3 separate regions of the Homo sapiens genome follow, and all the other regions are linked to region 3. The links are chromatin contacts, found by Hi-C or POLR2A ChIA-PET in ENCODE. All regions are on one chromosome and are shown on one strand. The core of a region is the stretch at or near the end of the contact, and the rest is flanking DNA. Distances in the headings are between cores, read along the strand shown.

Evidence for each region. A loop is a pair of places that touch in the nucleus more often than their neighbours do. ChIA-PET counts read pairs that join two places held with the same protein, here RNA polymerase II (POLR2A). Pooled maps may share reads with other maps.
Region 1: a pooled map shows a loop between it and region 3 (14-fold over the local background). The contact joins the promoter of CMC1 here to the promoter of STT3B in region 3. A Hi-C loop is called at or near these places in 1 of 37 single-sample maps with no recorded cell type and 9 of 50 pooled maps. POLR2A ChIA-PET finds 5 or more read pairs at or near these places in 1 of 52 experiments (common myeloid progenitor, CD34-positive).
Region 2: a loop to region 3 is called in a map of B cell, with 22 times the contacts of the local background. The contact joins the promoter of ZCWPW2 here to the promoter of STT3B in region 3. A Hi-C loop is called at or near these places in 6 of 168 maps with a recorded cell type or tissue (B cell, CD4-positive, alpha-beta memory T cell, CD8-positive, alpha-beta T cell and 2 more), 4 of 37 single-sample maps with no recorded cell type and 21 of 50 pooled maps. POLR2A ChIA-PET finds 5 or more read pairs at or near these places in 3 of 52 experiments (CD4-positive, alpha-beta T cell, CD8-positive, alpha-beta memory T cell and activated CD4-positive, alpha-beta memory T cell).

Annotation. Positions count from the first base shown.
Region 1 is chr3:28,238,689-28,243,050 of GRCh38, forward strand. CMC1 (C-X9-C motif containing 1) reads left to right here and starts at 2,931. Exons shown (of 4, transcript NM_182523.2): 1 at 2,931-3,124. The coding sequence starts at 3,106. RefSeq lists a silencer at 3,144-3,223.
Region 2 is chr3:28,345,994-28,350,793 of GRCh38, forward strand. It overlaps ZCWPW2 (zinc finger CW-type and PWWP domain containing 2), which reads left to right and starts at 2,728. Exons shown (of 10, transcript NM_001040432.4): 1 at 2,728-3,210. AZI2 (5-azacytidine induced 2) reads right to left here and starts at 2,831. Exons shown (of 8, transcript NM_022461.5): 1 at 2,608-2,831. RefSeq lists enhancers at 2,698-2,757, 2,945-3,925, 3,025-3,319, 3,358-3,437.
Region 3 is chr3:31,530,105-31,534,716 of GRCh38, forward strand. It overlaps STT3B (STT3 oligosaccharyltransferase complex catalytic subunit B), which reads left to right and starts at 2,821. Exons shown (of 16, transcript NM_178862.3): 1 at 2,821-3,208. The coding sequence starts at 2,895. RefSeq lists silencers at 2,144-2,403, 2,714-2,943, 2,974-3,103, 3,184-3,333 and enhancers at 2,504-2,643, 3,494-3,553.

The DNA.
Region 1 (4,362 bases), core at 1,681-4,180, 3.3 Mb before region 3:
ATTACTGCAAATTTCTCTGAACTGATCTTTCTGTTTCATTATCGCCACTGTTAGCCCCCAATAATGAGGATCAAGGCAGATCATTTCAGGCATGAATAGGCACATTGCCATGATTTTCTCATTTGTCTGTATACATTTGCCAAAAAAAGGAATTATCCAGAAATCTTGACTCTTTGTCTTAGTCTTCTAAATCCAATTTCAAAGGATAGATTCTTCCTTTGCAATTACTCTCACATCCATCCTTTTATATATCCCAGTTGAGGCTCTTTTCATATCTTGCCCAAACCAGTACAATAGCCTCCTTACTTTTCTGCTTGCCTTTTAGCTCTTTCCTCGCTGCCTACATTCATCCTGCGCAAAACTTTTATAAAACACCTTTAGAAAATTTTGACCACAATGCTCTTTTCCTATATATTAACCTTCAACAGATTCTGGTTGCTTATAGTAACACATTCAAACACACCTCTGTCTAGTGTTTAAGGCTGTGGGAATCTGGACTTTTCTAGCCAATGCATAACTGCCCTAGCTTCCCAAATCCTAAAATGCATTGAAGTAGTTTCAAGCATTGCCCACCACATGCCTGCCACACAGCCCCGTGGTGCTTCCTGCCACACAGCTGGGTGCTTCCCACCCCTGTGCTTTTGTTCATGTGATTCCATTCCTTAGCCTGTACTCTGCCATGCTCCACCATGCTCTTTCAAGAACAGTTCAAATCCCAGATGCTTTTGCTCTCATTTTTCTCCCAGCATGAGATGCCCTTTTTTCTGTCTACTCATTGTACCCATCGTTCAAGGCCGAGCATAACTTCTAACTTATCTCTGAAGTCTTTCCTAACCATTGCGGCATTCAATCCTTTGAGAAAGGCTTTTGTGGGGTCACCAGTTACCAGACGTTGCCTGAGCTCTAGGGATCACAGCTGGGTAAGACACTGTTCCTAATTTCCAGGATGATGTCCTCTCCTCTTTCCTTGAGCTCCTTTTGCAGTTACTACCCAAAGAATTGCCTATTAATAATGCGATGCCTCAGGAAATTTCTTCTGTTTTTAATTGCCAATTACATTCGCTTAACTTAAAAAATGACTTATCTTCCCTAGGTATAGATTGTAAAGACTCAGTTTCCCCCCAAAGTATCTGGTTTAACATGGGAGTAGAGAGAGATATACTATTATGTATCAGGTATTGGGCTACCGTTTTTGCTAGTGCTTCTCCTGGTGTGATACGTCTAGCAGTTCATTCTATGGGGCACACAAAACCCATGATATTACAGATACTGTTGCTTAGGATAAGGCTAAAGTAAATAGTGCCTATTTAAGTGTTTTTAAAAATGTGTTGATTTAAAAACAAATGTTAAATAGTAATGTTTCAAGTAATAGCTATGGCAGAAATGGTAGAAGTGGTCCTTTAAAGTCTTTCAAATGCATTGTATGATATCACATTTATTCCTCAGAACAACCTTGTAAATTGGAAACCAAAGTCCAGAAAAATAATAGAACTTACTCAACTCACTAAGATAACAGATCAAACTTTCCTCCTTTACCATAATACCCTTTTGCATATAGAAAGATTTAGTTTAATTCTTGAATATGGGTGTCTGACCTGTGTTTTCATACTCCATCTCCTCAAAAAGATTGCTTTAGCTTTCTAAATCAAATCCTTCACCTTCAGAACAATAAAAGAGGCATACCAGAGTCATTTTGGTGTATTTCTAAGCATATTTACAAAATATACAAGGAAAAGGACCTGATTCCCTGGCTGGGTGAGTGAAACGTTAATTCTTCACCTTGGCACCTCAACCTACAGCTGTAATAAGGGCCGTTATGCCCAAATAGGCCCTTAAACGGAAGACCTGCTGAGCAGAGACCCACTTTCCCAGCCCTGCTCAACTGCCTCAGCTTTTCTGCCAACTGACCAGGCGGAAGCAGCAGCAGGGGAGGAGGGACTGCAGGTAGGTGGGGAGGGGATCATTTTGAAAGCCCTGAATCCCTTGCAGGGAAGAAGCAGCTGCTCCTTGTTTTTCTAAACATCTGTCCCATCTGTCCCAGGCCTCAGCTCACCCTTTCGTGGCTCGAGCCAGTTAAACGTGAATTTGACAAGGAAGCACTTCTGAAGGCTGGTTTGTGAGTGGAAATGAACCTAAGTGCCACCTAGAAAGTTTCTTCTATTGAGAAGAGGTGAGTAGTGGGTCTTCAGCGGGACGGCTATTACCTTCCTTCATTTTACTCTCACAAAACATACAGCTTTTACTGATAGAGGCAGGATTTGTAACATCACCCAAATCATACTGTACGTCCTGAGGATATTATTTCACAACATAGAGGTACTTCTAGAGCCCATATTTTAACGTCTAGGAGAGCCACAGTCTTTGATTTGAAGGAGAAATAACGATATTGCACACACCATATCACCTTTATGGTAGAACAAGCTGTGAACAACTAGTGCGTGTGGCGTTTATCACATTTAACAGCGTGTTGCTTTTATTTGTCTCCTCTGCCACACTGCTCCTTGAGAACAGGGACGTTATTTTTATTGTTATTTTCCCCTCGTATTCAGAACCGTGGCTGGAACTTGGCAGGCATGAAATAGACATTTATGAATGAATGAACGTTAACGAAGAAAAAAAAAGGAACTGGATGATTCATTTGGTTCTCCGAAGGCGGGTATGGGGGACGGGGCTCGGACTTTGGCCCAGTCACCGAGTGAGGCACAGTCCCAAAGTCCTGCAGGTCCGCCTCCAGTCACGGCCGACCCGGGTCTGCAACTGGTGCACAAGCCTCCTGAAGCGAGGCTGCGCGCGTCCTGCACGGTCCCGCCCCAAAGGCACGCAGACACGCCCCCTTTCCTGGTCATTCCCCCTGCGAAGTCAGTTCCACTCTAGTTACAGGATTGGGGCGGGGCCAGAAAGGCGCAGGCGCAACGGGCGGCGGAAGTAGGAGCCTGGGAAGGAAGAGGGAACGGGTCCTGGCGGTGCTTTGCAAAGGGCCCGTGTTTCTGTTGCGGGAAGCTCCCGGGGGTCGCACGTGCGTCCGAGCCCAAGCCCCTCCCCTCCACTCCCCTTCCTGCGTGCCCCGGAGCCGCCAAGCGGCTACGTTCTTCTCGGCCCGCCGAGATGGCGCTCGACCCCGCAGGTACCGGGGCGGGAAGCGGGGTTTGCCGAGGGGCCTCGCCCCGGGTCTCACGCCGCGGGCCATGCGGGCTGGATGCCGACCTGGGAAAGGTGCAGAGCTCTGGGTAGCATTGCTTCCACCAGCGTCTCCTCATACCCGGCGGCTGCTTCGCCCGGTCTGAGGTCATCTTCTCACTTGTTGGGGATTATGGTTATCTGAGGTTGCGTTTGTTGTCTAAAGTATCATCCATTGTGGTTTCCAACTTAACGCGACTAGTCTCTTCATTGTCACCCTCTTTTCGCCCCTTAAGGTCACAGATGCATTTAATGTATGCTGCAGACACTCTGGCCCCAGAAAAATTTGTATATTTGTTCTGGCGCACAGTTTTACATTTCTGTTTGGGAGTTCATGGACCCCGAGTTCATCCTTGTAACCCAACTTAAAAACATATTTCAAAGGATCCATCACTATGGCAGGAGTCAGTTTCTTTGGAAAGGATCTTCAAAATCTTGAATGTTGTTTTAATCTCTTTGCTTCCAGCCACTTCCGTTTGCAGCAATAGTTAACTTACCCTCGAATTCCCGTCCTTGTGGAAGGTCACCTGCAGTATCTTTGCGTTAGGCTATTTTTGCAAGGGAATAGATAACATTTTTGGAGGGAATGGTAGTTGGTCTAGTCCATTTCTTTCATTTTATGGATACAAAAAGTCAAAACATTGAGAGGTAAATGGCGTCAAACTTGGGAGATTCAGAAATGGAAAATGCTCTTTCGGAGCCTTCAAGGAGCATGGAAAATATATGTAGCACAGAAATAATGTTTTAATTGAACATGTTATTACCATGCTAAGTGTTCTCTATTATCCAACAATAATATGTGGTATGGTAGGTCCTTTTAGCTCCATTTTACAGATTAGGAAACTGAGGCGAAGAGAAGTTAAGTGACTAGTCCAGCAGGTAGTGGTAGATCAGGGAGTACTCTAATTTGAAGCATAGAGGAGTTCTGGAACATAATGATCATATTCATTTTGGACTAGGTGGTTATGAAGCAGTTAGCAGTTGATCTGGGCTTTGAGGGATGGAATTTCCAGTGGTTGGAGCTGGAGAAGAGGCAGCCCTATGAGCAAAGGTTTAGATAGTAAGGTGCACTGTGCGATGCTTGGTTTCAGGATGACTACCATGATTTGGTTCTTGAGGGTAGAAGGGGTAGAGTATAAGTGAGGGGTGAGTAAGGAAGGTTCAAGTTTAGGCCCATATAATTTA
Region 2 (4,800 bases), core at 1,478-3,977, 3.2 Mb before region 3:
ACTGTTATGAAGAAAGTCTTAGAAAAGTTAAATACCTTACCTATAGCTACACAGCTAATCAGTGGCAAAGGTGAGATGTGAACCTAAGTAAGCTGTCAGAAGTCTATGGTCTTAATACAACATTCAAAGAGGCAATACAAAAGGGATTCTGGTTATCCTAAGAATATGGACAAGGCATAACTATGTCAAAAAGAACACTTTCCCAGGATTCAGAAACACAGATTCTAGTCTAGGATTTGCAACCCTGATTATAGTTTAGTTCGCTTTACCTCTCTAGATCAAAATTTTCCCACCTATACAGAATGATAGGGTTAGACTACATCACTAAGATGCCACCTTACTAAACTGTGAAGGCAAAAGTTTAATACAAATACAGAACAATGGCAACCTAAACAGAGAGAAGGGAATTCACATTTATGCCAGGAACTGCATAAAAGGTATGGTACACACATTATCTCAAGTCCACACCAAACTTGGCAAGAAAGGTATTAGCACCATGATAAATGGGGAAATTGAGGCTCAAAGAGGTGAGGTAAATTCACCTCACCACAGCAGTATGTGACAAAACTGAAGTTTGAATCAAGGCCTATATGGTAGGCTCTTTATTCCATATTGCCTCCTGAAGTAAATCATATTTAGAATTTTCACCACCTTTCTACCTCTGAAAAGTTAGGATATTCCCGAACCTATTTCGTACAATCAGTCAAAATACTATGGAGCAAGGATTAAGTCTTACGAAGACGAACAGACCAATGCTTATTCCCCTTTCTCAATTTGTAAAATAGCCTAACTAGTTTATAAAGAAGGGTCATCAAGTACCTCTTTTCAAAACATCATCTCTTAATCTGTGTACATTAGCAATAAAAAGCCCTGTAATTCAATAAATGTCCAAAAATGTACTCAACATTAGATATACAATATGAAGAAAAACTCCAGTTCCATTTTTATGACTCTTGAGTTATCCAACAAACTGCGTTAGTCCAGAAATCAGTTTGTATTGCACAGATCAAGACTCTTCCAGAGTTAGCATAGGTATGAAGAGCAGTCTACTTCTTTTCATCCCTTTCATACAGTAATACCTCTAATGCAACTAAGCATCTACTATACATTCAATGTTACTGGTGTTATTGAAAATTATTTTCTAACAGTGATAAGGCAACTATACTTGCACTCTGAATATAAGTGCCATAAAAAAGAAAAAGATTGGTTCTATTACTTCATGGATTATAAAAAAAACTTCAGCATTTTACTTAATAATAATGACAAGGTTCTGCATTGGTAATTAATAGTAGCCAAGCGTTTATGGTATACCAAGCAGTGTGCTTCACCTTTTGGAGAAACTATCTCATTTGTTCTTCATAAGCATTCAGTAAATCTATGTAATACCTCTGAGGTTGTAAAGAATCTCCTCAGATTACAGGTGGAGAAATTGAGACATGAAAACATTAGAAAGTAGGGGAGCCAGAAATGAAAATCAGGCAGCTGACTCCAGAGCCAGCATAACTCTTAGAAACTATGCTTTGGTGCCTTAGAGTATGTATTACACCCATTTCAGAGATAAGGAAAATGAAGAAAAAGTTTAGCCTCTTACCCATTGTCAAGTAAATGGAAAAATCAGCATTCAGATACTGGTGTTCTGACCTAATCCAGTGTCATTTCCCATTATGTTATGCTGTCTCTTTAATATTAAAACCTTCTACTTGCGTAAGATGTCTGGCTTACAAACAATATCACATTAAAATTTGGAAATATCCTGTAAAGGATGCACTGTTCTCAATTTACAGATGATGAAATGATCACAAGATTGGGCAATGAGATATGGCGTTTTTAGAGAAATGAAATTCTGCCTTGAGATCTTGCTCAATCCAATTTGAAATTCCAATCTAAAAACCAAAATGTCTTCTACACATAAGGCGCAAGGGTCAATTTTAATTCTGGTACGTCTGTCTTTGATCACCTTAGCAAATTTCCATCACCTCTTGGAGCAACTGATGGTTTGATTTGTACTAGAGTTTTCGTGGGTATTTTATCTCGCTTTCGAGTATTGGGGTTTCTTTTGTGTAGAGGGTGTCAGCCTACCTTGCACGTAGTAGTAGTTACTCAACAAACAGCCGAAGGCTGGAATGAATACCGTATACAGGTTAGACATTGGAGAAACGACGAATACCTGTTAGCCCTCGATCAAGTGCAGGGGGTCGATATTCACCACTCAGATGCCCCAGGGAGTACCGTCCTAGCCAATGTCCCTCTTTTCTTTCCGATAATTTGTATCGGAAAGAAGCATTTAGCAGTCTCAATGAATGAAAAAAAACTGAAGGCGCCCCAGTAAGAGTACGAAAAGAAAAGGAGTAATTAGAGAAGTGAATGACCAAGAAGGGCCTGGACAGCTGGGGGTGAGGGTGACAGGGGAAAGGGTGTGGACAGCTGGGTGTGGGGGTGACTGGGGAAAGGGATGCCCAGGAGTGGGCCGCTCCCTAGTCAAAGGAGGGGGCGCGGGAGGGAGTGAGAAAAAAATGACGTGTCTTTTTGGACCGGCAACAGCTACGGAGGTTGGCCGCGGCATTGCCCGCATCCCTATCCTCCACCCGTCCCTGGCGAGTCACTCACCCAGAAGCCAGGCTACGTAGGGCCGCCCCCAAGGCCGCCGAGTTTCGATTCCTTAGTGTTTGGAAACGGACCGAAAACAAACCGGGTCGCCAGGGGTCACCACGGGCTTCCGGTTTCTTCGAAGACACCGCCGCTTCCACAGCGAAGGGAGCTGCTCCGGGCACGTCGCGGAGGGAGTCCCATTTCTTCTGACTCGGCAGGAGCCCGGGACGTTCTGGAAGGAGGGACGAGCCGAGGCAGGAGGGGCCGGGCCGACGCGAGAGAAGGCCCGTTACCCAGCAATACGCGCGCGAGACCCAGGCCCGCCGTCGGGACCAGCACGGGCCGGAGGGAGGGGAAGCACTCCGGAAAGTGATTGGAAGTGTGGATGAGCTCTCAGCCGGAAAAGGGGCTGCCGCTGTCCGCGGGCTCGGCGCCAGGGACGCGCGAGGAAACCGGAAGTCAGGCCCGAGGGAGCTGGGAGGGCGTTAGCGAAGCCAGGTTCGGTCGTGGGGGTGGGGAAGTGCAGGAGTGGCGCGCGGCGTACTACATGTCCCGTGAGCCTCCGCGGCGGGACGGGGCGGGGCCGCGGGACGCCAGGAGGCGGAGGCGGAGTGGAGTTAGGTAAGAGCGTTACCAGCCGTCTTGTCTGTTGGGCCGAGGTCCCCCTTCAGGGGCGCCCTCTGGTGCGTCTTTTTCACTCAGTGTCCTTTTGGGGGGTCCCCGGGCCGTGTGGTGCGTGCTGGCTCGGCTCAGTAGCGCTGTTACAGGCTTACGAGCTGACGTGGCTGGGAACTGGGAAGTCTGTTAGAAGCCGTTCCTCTGTAGCCTCTGTTTTCTAAACTACTTGCAAGCCCTCAGGCGATCACTTGAGGCACAAGCTCGACGAATTGCGTAGGGGTCTGTAATTATTCACAAACGACACCACGACTTCTAGCACACTGCTCAATTTATGGAATGAGAGACAGGGAGAAGATGCCAGAGTACTGGAGTTGCGCCCGGCTTCCCTGGAGTTGCCACCACCTTGGTTATTTCTAGATGATAGACCGTCCCTAGCTGTGGAGTCACAAGTAGTTGAATTAATTAGTCATTGAAGGTCGCAGCCAGGTGGAACCCCTGTAACTCTAAGGTATTATTGGTTAAATAAACAAATAAACAAGGAACAATAATTATAGAAAATTTAACGTCACTAACCGCCGATTAGCAATACGGACATTACTCACCACCCCCTTAAAGTAGTATTTTGTCATCTGTCCGCTTAACTATCAGCCCAACTGTCAGCCCAATAGGATGGATTTCACTCAAGGGTTTATATGAAAATTCGTTTTTATTGTTGTTGGTTTTTTTATTGTCTTTTTTGGTTTAGATTTAAGTGAAAATTTATAGCTGTTAGGAACAAAGACCACAAGTTGAAGTTTTATGACATTTCTAAAAATACTTAGAAATCTGTGTTAATGTTATCGTTGAGAAAGGAAACGATTTGCTTCAATTTACTGGGCTGGAGAATGGAAGAGAGCAGTGTTTTTAATATTTTGAGCAAGTATCAGTCCTTAAATTTTTTTATTGCTTCCATGATGCATTTTGAGAATTTTCAATTTAAAACAACCATTAGGTGTATGTTTTTACAAGTAGAGTTTTGAAGAATGCTAGCAAAATTGGTTGAGGCATCACAAGTTATTAGAAATAAAGTGGTAACCTGGTTTTTAATTTGAAGGTGTAGAAATATTTTTGAATCTTCGTTCACAATTTAAAATAATTTAAGAATTGTTGAAAAGGCAGGGGACATCATTTTTATCTTTTCTTTCTGAGTAAGTAAAGATAAAATGTCATAAATCAGTATTTTGAAGTTTATCTGGTGAGAGAGTCAATTTTTGTTTCACAGTGCACACTACACAGTGGGTTTATTAACATATAATGGGTTTATTAAGAAATGTATTTGCTTAACCAGGATGTACAAATTTTATTATTTTAGTCAAGTAAAACATCTTAGTTTTTCTTTTTGGGTTGTAGAACCCCTGCTAGATTATGACAAAATATAATCCGTATAGTCATTGGATTTAGCTGCAAATGGTCACTTTCCACCCTGTATCTGCTTCAATTAACTTTCTCAAATAAAATAAATTGTTAGAGAAAACTTGTTACACAGTTCATATATAATCATGTATTAAAGGTTTATTATCAGGGAAAGACCTCTGATAAGTTAATTAAAAGATA
Region 3 (4,612 bases), core at 1,571-4,070:
AGCAAAAAACACCTCTTAAAAGGACCTACACTACCCGGCCATTCCTTTGACTCCTACTGCACCTTGTCCCACTGTCTGCATTGCAGCCACTTTTCTGGGTTACTCGTATGCCTCCCCTGCCCCACTGCAGTGCCTTTGCACGTGCTTCTCTATGTAACGCGTTCCATTCTCCTTCTCCTCGTCCGTTCATCATCACTTCCAGTGCTGCTTCCTCAGGGTAATGTTTCTCATCCTTCTGGTGTAGATCAAATTCCCCATGTGCCTGTCCTCCACAGTGTTTGTCACCCTGCATTTTGGTCCTGAACCATCTGATGATTTGGTTAATACCTCCCTTCCTAGGGCTGGCTGGTGAACTCTCTGAGAGTAGGAGCCCTGTCTTTCCTGTTCCTAGCTGAATCCCCATGCATCCCAGTTCACTCACAGTGGTCGGCATAAAGGAGTTCAATATATACTTGCTGAATGAATGAGTGAATAAATGAAGGTCAAAAATCAAGGGGTTTTCGTAGGGCTTTTCACCTTTACCACTACCCTGTATTTGCACGTTCCTTAACAATTTCCTAAAATGCTTTCAGATAAGCTTTTTTAATATTAACAACTGACTTTAAGAGCAGAAAGGGCAACCCATGCAGGTGACTTGTCCAATGCTACATGACTAGTAAGCAACAATTTGGGACTATTTCACTTTGTCACTTTTCAGATCAGGCCTATGGCCATTAAACAGCCAAAACAGGAAGCAAAAGAAGATAACGTAGAACTTACTAGGGAATAGATACACAAAGACAATAAAATAGAAATATCCAAACAAATTAAAATAAAAACACAAATTTTATTTTAGACTGATAAAACTTTGGTTCAGGGAACACAGACAAAAATCCTCTGCTGTCATTTCAGCATGTACCGTTTGGGCTATGAGGAAAAGCATGTCATCTTTCTCTGTATAACAGAGGCAGTTAATATTTTATCCTAATTCTCATTAAAATGTGTACGTTCAATAAATGTCGGCTATTAAACTGTTGGTGAGAAAGTCTATTTCTGGAAACCTTTTCATTATTTCCTTAATAAGACTATTTATGGTTTTTTTAAGGAAACAAGACAAAACGTAACCACTTAGCAGGTTAAAAGGGTAGCTGGAGTTGCCTTACTTTCAAGGAGCTACCTCAAAATAACTAGGGTTCATTTATCTAATATTTTAAGACTTCTATTAATATTGAAACACAATTTGTAGTTAAAGAGAAAAATTTAAATCACCTAAGAAAATAATTCAGGGCCTTTATAGTTTTACATTAATATGCCCTTTAATATCCAGATGTTACTTACCTAATAAAATGTACAATTAGCTGTGAATTGACATGAACAAGTATTTACTGAGCACCGATTACGCCGAAAGCTCCGTACTTTCTATGGGGTTTATATAAGAGCAATTCGAGTCTCCCCACTACCTCACTTAGTTTAAGCTCATTTTGCCCTGAGTTTATCTGGTAGCACTTTATTTTAGCGGACAAGGAGGGAAGTGGGGAAAGGAAAGGAATTATAAAAATACAAGGTAGACGTGCACAAGAACCTTCGTTCTATTATTATTTAGTAAAGTGAGAACTGGAAACAGCTTAACGTCCAGGGTAAGTTAGTTTCACTCACTCGACGGAATGTATGCAGCCGTTAATGTATTTCTGCATTTTCCCATATTTCCAGTGAACATACAGTACTTTCGCAATTCGGAGTACAAACGAAAAAGGGCGAGAGAAGGTCGCATTTTGCCTGCCGGAGCTAGGGGCGCGCTTGCCGGTTCCAACGAGTTTTCGGTGTCGGAAAACTTGTCTTTGCTCACATTCTCGGATTCCCGCGGCCGCAGAAGCCGGAGGCGGGACGTGAAGGGCAATGAGCAAGGTAGGCTGTGTCACTGCCGCCGCGGGCTCACTCGCAGCGCCAGCCGAGGAGCGCCACGGGCTGCTGAACCCCTCGGCCCGACCCACGCGCCGAGGGCTAGGATAATGCGCCTGCGCGGCCGTCACGTGGTGAGGGCTCCGCGCAAAGCGGGTTAAAAGTCACGACCGCGGAGAGCCCGCGAGCGTCCTGCTGGTCGGTGCGGCGCTTTCCGCGTCCTTTAAGACGAGTTTGACCGAGGCCGCTCCGCAGTTCCCGCCCCTCGGCCCAGCTCAGCTCCATGAACCTAGCGGAGCCGCCTAGTACCCTTTCTCGCCGACCGCACAGGCGCGCGAAACCGCGTCTTTCAACTGACAATGAAGCCGTAGCCGCGCAGCTCGGCCACTCCGGGCGAATCGGCGCGAGGCCGGGATGGTGGGGGGGAGGGGGAGACGGTTGGGTCAAGCTCCGCCCCAGCTCGCGCCCCTATTGGTGGGCGCAGCGGTTCTGGGCCCGCCCCCTAACGGACCTGTCGCTTTGTGACAGGCGGAGGGGCCAGTTCCTGTCGGGCCGGAGGCGGAGTCAGAGGTTGCTTGAGCTCCGCCCGGACTCCAGGGGGCTCCTCCCCCTGCTCCTTTCGGCTGGGCGGGCGGCGGGCTAGAGAGGGAATGTCATTGCTTCTCAGAGCCGTGGTGCCGCCTCCGTCTGCTGCTTCTTTCCTGGCGCCCTCGTCCCGTCGGCTTTCGCCGCCGCCGCCGCAGCTGCACTGGGGATACGGATGGCTAGTGGGGCGCCGGGGCCATCTGGGTTGAGAGAGCGGCGATTGCGGCCGCTGCTGAGGCGGAGACTCCCCGCCGCCGCTTCCTCCACCCCCAGTCCGCCGGCCTCGCGGCGCTGAGGGCGGGAGCGCGCAGAGCTCTTCCCTCCTCCTTTTTCTTCCTCCTCCTCCTCCTCCTCCGGGTCCCCGCCCAGCACCCCTCGCACCAGGCGGCGGCGGCGGAGGAGGAGAGCTAGACCCGCCGCCGGGGCACAACATGGCGGAGCCCTCGGCCCCGGAGAGCAAGCACAAGTCGTCCCTCAACTCGTCCCCGTGGAGTGGCCTCATGGCCCTGGGAAACAGCCGGCACGGCCACCACGGGCCCGGGGCCCAGTGCGCGCACAAGGCGGCGGGCGGCGCGGCGCCGCCGAAGCCGGCCCCGGCGGGGCTGTCCGGGGGGCTGTCGCAGCCGGCTGGGTGGCAGTCGCTTCTCTCCTTCACCATCCTCTTCCTGGCCTGGCTTGCCGGCTTCAGCTCGCGCCTCTTCGCCGTCATCCGCTTCGAAAGCATCATCCACGAGTTCGACCCGTGGTAAGTGCCTCGCCGCCCCTCCCCCGCCCGTGGCCCGCGGGGAACCGGGACCCGCTCCTCCGCCCGCCGCAGCTCTCCTCGACTTGGCCCCGCGCCGCCGCGGAGCCCCGCTCGCGTCCTGGCTGAGGCCGGCGCGGATCCCGGAGCTCCGGGCGCGCCCCCTGCCCGTGGGCGAAGTTTGCCCCGTGCAGCCTGAGGCGGGGCGTCGGGGTCCAGGAGCGAAACCTTGATTCTCGGCCGGGCTAGTGTGAAGACTGCCAGGAGTGTGGATGCAGCCGCCGGGAGTGTGGGTGCAGCCGCCGGGAGTGTGGGTGCAGTCCCTCGCAGCCCGCTTTGGTCGCTGAGTCCGGACCCGCCACGCCAGGAGGCGGCAGGTAGCTCCTCCGCGGACTGTCGGTCGATTCCCCGCCCTCCTCGCCCGCTGCTTTCGCGTTCTTTCATATTTGCGGGCGCGTTTTTGCTAGTTCAGACGGAATCGGCCAGGGGGGCTGCCCTGTTGCCGCTGGAGGTGGGTCCAGATGTGCCGGAACCCCGGCTGCTCACCCTTGCAGTTTTACGCTTTTACTGTTTCTTTTTATGCTCTCATGATACGAGAAGGGAAAAGGAGAGTGAATGGCGTGTTGGAGGGAAGGAAATAATACCCCTGAAAGTGATCTGAAAGCTAGCTACTCTTATTTATTTATCATTAGGTATTTTAAAGAGTGGCTTTTTTTCAGAGCTCTTAAGTGCACTCAGCACCTTACTGTTTCACTATCGTCTTGGGTTGCTTTTTAGAACAAGATCCTTACCCTGTTAGCCACTGTCACCCTTAGTGTGTTATGCACAGTATCTGAAAGCATTGCATTAGTTCCTTTATTGGTCTGCAGGAAGGTTTGTGGATAAGAGCAAACAGTACCACGGTGATGGGAGTCCTAGATTGTAATACCGAAGTTGCACATGGTGTAAGGGACTGACCTGAATGTTTTAGGAAATTACCCCACTCTTAACAACACTAGCTAACTTAGACACTACATTGGTCTGTGAATTATCTAGATGGAAAGATTGCTTTAACTTTTTTTTCGCAACTTGCCCAACCCGAGTTAGGATTTTTCCCCCTGAGTTAGGATTTTCCCCTCTGAGAGTATGCCTTTTAAACTAGTGTTATCTTATTGACCTGTCAACCTTGAGTTAATCTTACTTCCTCACAGTTAGACCTAATTAAATTTCAGGATATTTGTTTCATCATTTGAGATTCAAAGAGAGAGAGTCTTTTTTGAGAGTTACTAACTATATAGATAATAAGTGTTCGGGTGGAGGGGGGCAGTAACTTACCTGTATAGTAATATACCAGATTTAAGTTCTGCATTATGGAGAGAAAAATTGGTACTGCAACATCTATTGAACACCAGAGGGGCCCACTCATGG